Regions from separate parts of the Homo sapiens genome. Here regions 2 and 3 are each linked to region 1. A link is a loop called in an ENCODE intact Hi-C map of the cell type or tissue named here. Cell type or tissue: IMR-90. All regions are shown on one strand. Region 1 has its middle 42 kb from the start of LOXL4. Region 2 holds the start of MIR1287 (microRNA 1287). Region 3 overlaps R3HCC1L (R3H domain and coiled-coil containing 1 like).

The links. A loop is a pair of places that touch in the nucleus more often than their neighbours do. Peaks named below come from ENCODE experiments on the same cell type or tissue, not always from the same donor. Only the 100,000 strongest peaks of a DNase experiment are listed, where the experiment ranks them.
Region 2: it touches region 1 in a loop (6-fold over the local background); 3 of 110 quality-filtered maps call a loop at or near these places.
Region 3: a loop joins it to region 1, with 10 times the contacts of the local background. A loop is called at or near these places in 40 of 110 quality-filtered maps.

Annotation. Positions count from the first base shown.
Region 1 is chr10:98,308,507-98,311,006 of GRCh38, forward strand. No RefSeq gene overlaps it. Among named protein-coding and RNA genes, the nearest start is that of LOXL4, 42 kb to the left of the region's middle. In IMR-90, a CTCF peak has its summit at 1,256 (motif pointing left); a DNase peak (open chromatin) is centred at 1,175; H3K4me3 peaks cover 159 bases; H3K27ac peaks cover 532 bases.
Region 2 is chr10:98,393,574-98,396,073 of GRCh38, forward strand. It overlaps PYROXD2 (pyridine nucleotide-disulphide oxidoreductase domain 2), which reads right to left. Exons shown (of 16, transcript NM_032709.3): 7 at 1,818-1,879; 8 at 1,623-1,720. MIR1287 (microRNA 1287) reads right to left here and starts at 1,734; the gene lies at 1,645-1,734. In IMR-90, a CTCF peak has its summit at 1,075; a DNase peak (open chromatin) is centred at 1,008.
Region 3 is chr10:98,242,060-98,244,559 of GRCh38, forward strand. It overlaps R3HCC1L (R3H domain and coiled-coil containing 1 like), which reads left to right. Exons shown (of 10, transcript NM_001351015.2): 10 at 2,032-2,500. The coding sequence ends at 2,099. Among named protein-coding and RNA genes, the nearest start is that of LOXL4, 25 kb to the right of the region's middle. In IMR-90, a CTCF peak has its summit at 956 (motif pointing right); no DNase peak of the experiment used is centred here.

The DNA of each region.
Region 1 (2,500 bases):
AAAAAGGAGGGAAAGACCGACTACCTCCTCTTGAGTATATTCTGCTTCCCAGTATACAAGGGGGTTGACTGCACTGCCCAGGTCTGGATCATGTCTACACAGCCCGAGGAATGAGAGGTGGTGGTTGGCAAGATGCAGCCAGGGCCGGAAAGAGATGCAGAGATCCCCCAGGAACCAGTGTGTGAACTCTCTGGCCGTGTCCTCCCCCTGCCATGAAGAGCCGAGATAATGAAGATAGAACAAGCTCAGAGCAGGGCAGAGAAGCCATCCAGGAGACATGACTTACGGGAGGAGAGTTTAATTGGTTTAGCCTAAAAAGCCCATTACGCTCTCTGGTGGACACGGTAATGCTATAAATATCCACAAGGTGACAACAAGGGAGAGAGGATGGGTCTGTCTCGCTGATAGACTGTTAAGACCGGCGGCGCAGGGGGAGGCAGGCCCTGCTGGGGGCTTGAGCTCATTTCAGGGGCTTGGAGATGTTTTTACAGTGAGAATCCTTTGTTCAAATGAAAGCATACATGGAACTCTGTAACATGAAACAGATGGATAGCTAAGCTTCTCTAGCAGAAGCAAAGGTCATTCTTTGCCCCAACTCCTGCAGATACCTCACCTCACCCTCCCTGCAGCGCCCCGGCATCTCCTCTAGGCTCAGTTGGAAAACCTGTAGGTGAGCTACTCAGAGGCCCCCAGCTCTGACAGTCCTTGCTGGGGAGTGGCCGTGTCTAAGCAGGAGGTGAGGGTGAGGCACCCGAAAAGACAGTCTGTGGGGATGCAGCTTAAAGCAGGGCCCCTGTGTGGAAAGGGGTTTTTGCTGCCAAGAGATCCTGGGAGTGGTGAGACAGTACCCATCAAGCCTCGGGAAGGACTGAGCTCGTTAAATCACAAGTCGTATCTCACTGGCAGCTGCAGTCTTGGGAGCAGGCATTGGCAATGGATTGTGAGCAAGCGCATGCCTGTGGGGTCTCTCACATGGTCGGGAGGGGAGCTCAGCTTTCAGGGAGCATCTCAGAGTGTGCAGATGGGAGGGTGTTAGGGAAAAGGAGGCAGGGTGATGAGCACGGCGGCAGTCCCGGACCCGGAGTGTGGAGGCTGAGCTCCAATCCCTGCTCTCTGTAAATCTGCCATGTGACCTTGGGTTGTTTGGCTCTCAATTTCCTGATCTGAAACACAAGGTTGGATAAGAAGAGGGAGTGGGATGGAGGCGTAAGCTGCGGCCGCCCGTTCCCAGCCCTCTTCCGCCCTCTTATGGCCACCCCTGAACCAGCCTTTGCTAGGCGGCTTCCCAGGGCCTCCAGGGCCTGCGAGCCCAGTCTGGGAAAACTGGGCTTGGCAATGACCCTGGCAAGGGCATCCCAGGCCGTGGCTCCTGGATGAGAGAGACAGAATCAAATCTGCCCTGGGGGGAGGGGAACTGGGAGAGCTCCTTTGCCAAGGGACCACACTTGGGGGCCACCCTTGAACCTCTTTCTAACAAGGAACAAAGGCAGCTCCACGAGTGACTCCTCTGCTCAGAAACACAGCTCTCTGCTGCCTGGAAATCACAAAAAGACGCTGAGTGATGGGGTGCCCTTCTATGCTCTGGTTCCCTCCCAGTTTCTTTCCTCCCAATTTCCCTCCTCATCTTCTATGCCTCTATTTAGCCCTCAGGACGTGACAGTTCCCAGATCTCTGCTGGATGCCTCCCTTTATCTGAAATGCTGGTTCCAGCCTCCAGCACTCCCCCTAACAGGGAACAGGTACTCACTCCCTCCTCCCTGTGAGACACAATTAACAGTGACATACAATTTTTTAATGTGAAAATCAACCACCAAGCAGGCCAGGCATGGTGGCTCACGCCTGTAATCCCAGTACTTTGGGAGGCTGAGGTGGGAGGATGGCTTGAGCCCAGGAGTTCAAGACCAGCCTGGGCAAAATAGCGAGACCACATCTCAGAAAAAAAAAGAAAACCAGCCACAAAGCCTACTACTCACACCTGTTATTCCTCAGTAGGAGCCATGGTGCACCTGGCCTTTTGTTCTTGGTTTTTCATCACTGTACAATGTTTTTTTCCTGCTGATCCATAATCCTTATGGTAGTAATTTAGCAGCTGCATGATTCATCATTATACAGACTGGTGGCTGTCAGTCTGAGTCTAGGGGCTGTCCAGGTGATGGCATCCAACTTCTCCTTTCACCCCAGGAACTCTGCATTTACCTTTCTCCCAGCTTCATTGTCTTGTTATAACACACTGGGGGTTTCAGGAAAGATTTTATTTGGAAAAAAAATCTGTGGTTTAAGACACTTAAAAATCACGGAGCTAGATTAACAAATATGCACATAACCAAATGCATAACAAATATGCACATAACCAAATGCATCATTTCAAAGAATGGTTTTGCACATGCAGACTTTCCCTCTTTTAAAAGTGTCTCGCTGGCATTTTTTTTTCTCCCCTGCCTGGCGTTGTCCTTCTCTGGAGAATGCGTTTGCCTCGACCCTTCTATTAGAACAGGACTCC
Region 2 (2,500 bases), 85 kb after region 1:
AACTCAGCCTCCAAAGGGCTTTCAAGGTCATCCCACCTCTCAGCCTCTCTTCTCTTCCTTATGCTGCTGCAGTAGTGCCCCTCATTGGACCCCCTCTCCCACACTTTCTCTCCTGCAGGTCTTGTCCACATATATCCTGGAGCCCTATCTTAAAGCCCAGCTCTGCTCCTGCCACTCACTTATCACCATTCCAAGCCTCCCCGGCTTGGCACTGCTCTTAGGATAATGGCCAGTCTTCTAGCAGGCACTCCAGCCTCATCCCTCATCCTGTCCCCCTATCCATATCCCATCCTCCTAACTAACAGAACCTCTCGATTTCCTGGGTGGATCACACGTTCTCTCAACCCCAGCATTTCCCCTGCTGTTCTGTCGGCCTGAAGCCCCTCCCTCCCTCATCTTATGTTTTGTTAACTCCTCTTTGTCCTTTGGGTCTCAGATCAAACACCTCTTCCATGTAGAGGCTTCTCTGACCCTAGACCAGGCTGTGTCCCGGCTGCTCCTCCTAGCATCACACTCACGCCACTTCATCATCATCACTCGCTCTGTGTCTCTCACCCATCAGGACATCTGCTCCGCTCACTACCGTATCCCCAGCACCTAGCACAGGCAAGCGCTCATCCATATTTGTTGGAAGAATTAATGATGGAACAGATTACTTAAAGATCACAAACGGAGCACTGGTTAAGCCTCCCAGGGATCCGAAGAGAAAAGGGCAGGAGGCCCCAGCTGGAAGATCCAGATTGGCTGGTAGATCACAGCTTGGCCAATGTGTGGCAACTGCTGCCAAGCCCCCATCTCCATCGCCCTGGGGGAATTTGGGGCCGGCTTAATATGTGTTGAAAAACCACTTCCGAGGGTGTGCTCATCCCTTGAGAGAAAAGCCACGTCGACGCCTTCTAGCTTCTAGCTTCTAGCTGTATCTTCTGGTGCACTGGAAACGGCCCAACCCTTGGCTGCATTCTCCATCCCAACACACACACACACACACACACACACACACACACACAGCCTTCCATTCCTGCTTCTGCGGGGGCTCATTAAGTCAGACCACACTGCAGGCTTTGCTGTGTCTGACTGCCACCTCTCGGATTGGGCTGTCAGCACAAACCCTCACTCATAAAGAAAAAGGCAGCTTCCTGTCCATCCTGAGGTGTCTGTGTGAGTGTGTACCAGAGCCCAGGGGAAGGAACAGTGAGAGAGAAGGGAGAATGGGCGTTTGCGGGAGTGGAGAGGTAGAAGAGGGAAGGGAAGAGGAGAGAAAAGAAGATATTAATTTTGAGCTATCAAGCGGGAGGTGGGAGAGAGGCTTTTCTTAGTGAAGCAGTAGGGCACAGTCACTAAAAAGGAAGATTTTGGGGAGTCAGACACCTCAAGCTGGAAATCAGCCTTGCCACTTACCAGCTGAGTGGCTTTGGGCAAGACACTCCCTTCTCTGAACCGCAGTTCTCAGATGTTGCTCTGAGGGTTAAGTGGATCGTGTGTGATGTGCCTGGCTCGGTTCCTGGCTCACTGGGTGAGCTCTGTTAAGTGGCAGCTGTTGTTGCTGCCACTGCCACTGTTGTCCTCACTCCTGTTGGGGAACATGCCCCACTCCTGTGTCCCACCTCACCCCCCTCACTCACCCACTCCCCGGAGTGTGGGGACTTGTCATGGCTCCAATCACTGCATCTGTGGCTAGAGTGGCTTTTAAAGGCTCAGACTCGAACCACTGATCCAGCACCTGGACAGCACAACAGCAGAGAGAAGGGCTTAGGAGCCTGGATGGGAGGAGGGCCCTCTCACTGCCTGGTCGGGCCTGAGGCTGGGGAACCACTCACCTTGGTAATGGGAGCTGTGAGGACCTCATAATATCGGGGAAGCTGGGCTCCCAGGATGCGGCCTACAAGAGAAGATCCACAAAACAGAAGTTGAAACAGGTGACAGGGAAACCCTCCGACCTGGCCTGGGGGATAAAAGCATGGAGGATGCTGAGACTTCCTGCCAGGAGGTGGTATAGCACAGCCAATGCAGGGACAGATCCAGCTTGAGTCCTGGCCACACCTCTCACTAGCTGCAGTGCCTGGGACACATTTTTAACATCTCTGAACCTGCTTCTTTACCTGTAAAATGGGAATCCTATTTTACACCCCAAGGGCTACGGTGAGGATTAAATGAGCTAGGTAAAGCATTTGCAAGTTCATGGGTACTTAATACATTTAAGCAGTTAGCATTATTTTTGGAAAATTTTAAACTTGTACCTTATTCCCTTATTTCGAACTCTGGAAGGCCCATATCCTGGGAGAAGGCTGGCATGGCTGATCCATTCCTATGACCCTGATTCAGACCATTTCAGAAAGAAACTAGGCTTTAAGGCCTTCAGGGTAGAAATCATGGTCTCTAGCCTTACAGCCCCTGGGCCTAGCTTAGTGTCTGACACATAGTAGTTGCTCAATAAATGTTTTTTGCCTGTTTTTCACACAGAGCTCCTTGGACTGGTTATCTGAGAGAGAGGCAGTGTCTA
Region 3 (2,500 bases), 66 kb before region 1:
TCAGGCCGGGCACAGTGGCTCACGCCTGTCATCCCAGCACTTTGGGAGGCCGAGGTGGGCAGATTACCTGAGCTCAGGAGTTCAAGACCATTCTGGCTAGCATGGCGAAACTCTGTCTCTACTACATATACAAAAAAATTAGCCAGGCATGGTGGCATGTGCCTGTTACTCAAGAGCTACTCAGGAGACTGAGGCATGAGAATTGCTTGAACCTGGGAGGCGGAGGTTGCAGTAAGCCAAGATCACACCACTGCACTCCACCCTGGGTGACAGAGCGAGACTCCATCTCCAAAAAAAAAGGTTCAGAATTCTGAACTTTCCAGATTTTAGAAAGGTAATATGGTATCTGTCTTATAACGCCAAAATCAGACACATTAATATTTCTGCAGCAGAGTGTGTGACTGTTCACACTAAATGGGATATGTAAAGACTATAAATAGCTTCGTATCCTTTCAAGTTAGATTTGCCTCCATCGATTAATTTTGGCCCCAAGCTTTAAAGAAAGCAATAACTTTGTTTTCAGAATTGTTTTGATTTTGGAATTGTGTGTTATGGGCCTGTTATATTTTTCTACTGCTCTCGAATCTCTTCTCATATTACTCTTAAAGATTTAAGTTTCACACCTTATTGAAAAATTGGAGTTCTAATAATTTACTTTTCTGGTTTCTTCATTTTTCCTTGGGATGTAGAACCAGATTTTGATTGCTTTCATCCATTGCCTTTAGATCTCCTCCTAACTTCTCCATGTTTGTAAGAATCAAGACCATGCTGCCTTCCTAAGAAATTCTGGAATCCATTAGACAAACCAGTTATCCTTTGTGCTGTCTCCTAGAGAACCCCAGTGCAGTTCAAGGCCTGCCTCAGTTCCAGGGCATTCTCTACCAGCCTTCATTTTGCAATTTGCAGACCACTGTTTTTTGCCTCTTGTAACTTTGCTGCTATATTCAGATAATGCCACAAGATGGTGCCCAAATAGCAGTGAATTTCTTTTTCTCACATTTCCAAGTGCCAGTCAGCTTCATAACTAACTTCTTTGCCCTTAAAGTACAGTCAAATACAGTATAGGAATGTTGTAAGGGATTCTGCTGATGAGGAAAGATATATCAGAATAGCAAGTGTTTATTCTGAATTCATCTCGATTTCTGTAATCTCCCTGGTTCATGACTTGCTAAACCTTATACAGGCATTATCAATTTGGAACAGTAAGAAGGAAGCATTTAGGCTTACCATCTATGATGTAGGCTTATCCCCATTTTATGGTGTCAAGATAAATGACTAGCCATGCAATTGGAACTGGTATTGTGGCACCTAAAGGAGCGCTTGGGTCACCAGACTGTTGTATGGTCCATATTTTCTCAGACCTTGGTGAAAGTGTTATGGAGAACCAAGCTTCTATATTAAAAATTGAAGATGAATTATCCAGATTTGTATATTTTTTGTTTTTAGAAATAGTTTTAGTTTTCCATATTGTAATTGTATATTCCAGAAGATTTCTGGCTCCTGGAAGTGCTCTGAAAATATTGAAATGTGGTTTGCCTCTGAAATATTTTTTCAATAAAGTTTTAGAGAGGAGATATGAGTAAAGCCCAGGGGCTACCATTTCCATTTAAGCAACAAAATAGAAGAATATCAATACATATCCTTGATACTTATTGAAATATTTGTAAAGATCAGTAAGCTGAGAATAATGGGCAATTGTGTTGAAGCACTAAACATAGTTGAAAAGTAGAATTTAAATATGTATTAGCAAGACTAGAATCTGAGTCCCTACTAGATTCTGACTTATTCCATATACTTCTATTAGCCTCAGATATTTTTTATTATATAGTAGTAAATGTAATGACTTACAGTAGTATCATTTTCACTTACAAAGCACTTAGGAAATTAAAGGAATTAACTCTTGTTATCAGGTAAGAGAGACCAGGATATCCACTTGTCTCATGACTAAAGTTTGCCTTGTAATTTGGATTAAGGGAAAGTCATTGGTTATATGAAGTAGACAACTGTGGTTAATACTGCTCTTATTTACAGAGAGAAAGCGGTTGGAAGCCAAGCAACGGGAAGACATCTGGGAAGGCAGAGACCAGTCTACAGTTTGAACATCACTCAATGAAAGGGATAATTCCATGAATCAGAAAATGTTTCCATAGCCTTCAGATAAGATGATCCTTCCAGAGCTCTATGTACATGCAGATGTGCATGTTAAAGAGATAAAGTGATCGAGACAAGGACTGACTGGGTATAGAAGGAAGACAGACTCCTGTCTTCACTCCTAAATGCAGTTCTTTGGAATCACCCTACTGTGGTGGGCGTAGTAGGGAGCCATCAGCTAGGAAGAAACGTGGGAGATGTGAATTCCAAGAGTTGCCTGGACAGGGCAAGTCATGTTAGCGTGGGTCACACTTCCAAGATATTTAAAGCAAATACAAAACAGAACAGAGGATTCAAACCGCAAGTATGGGAGATTTAGGCCCTGCAGAGGCAGACCATTCCTTAGTAT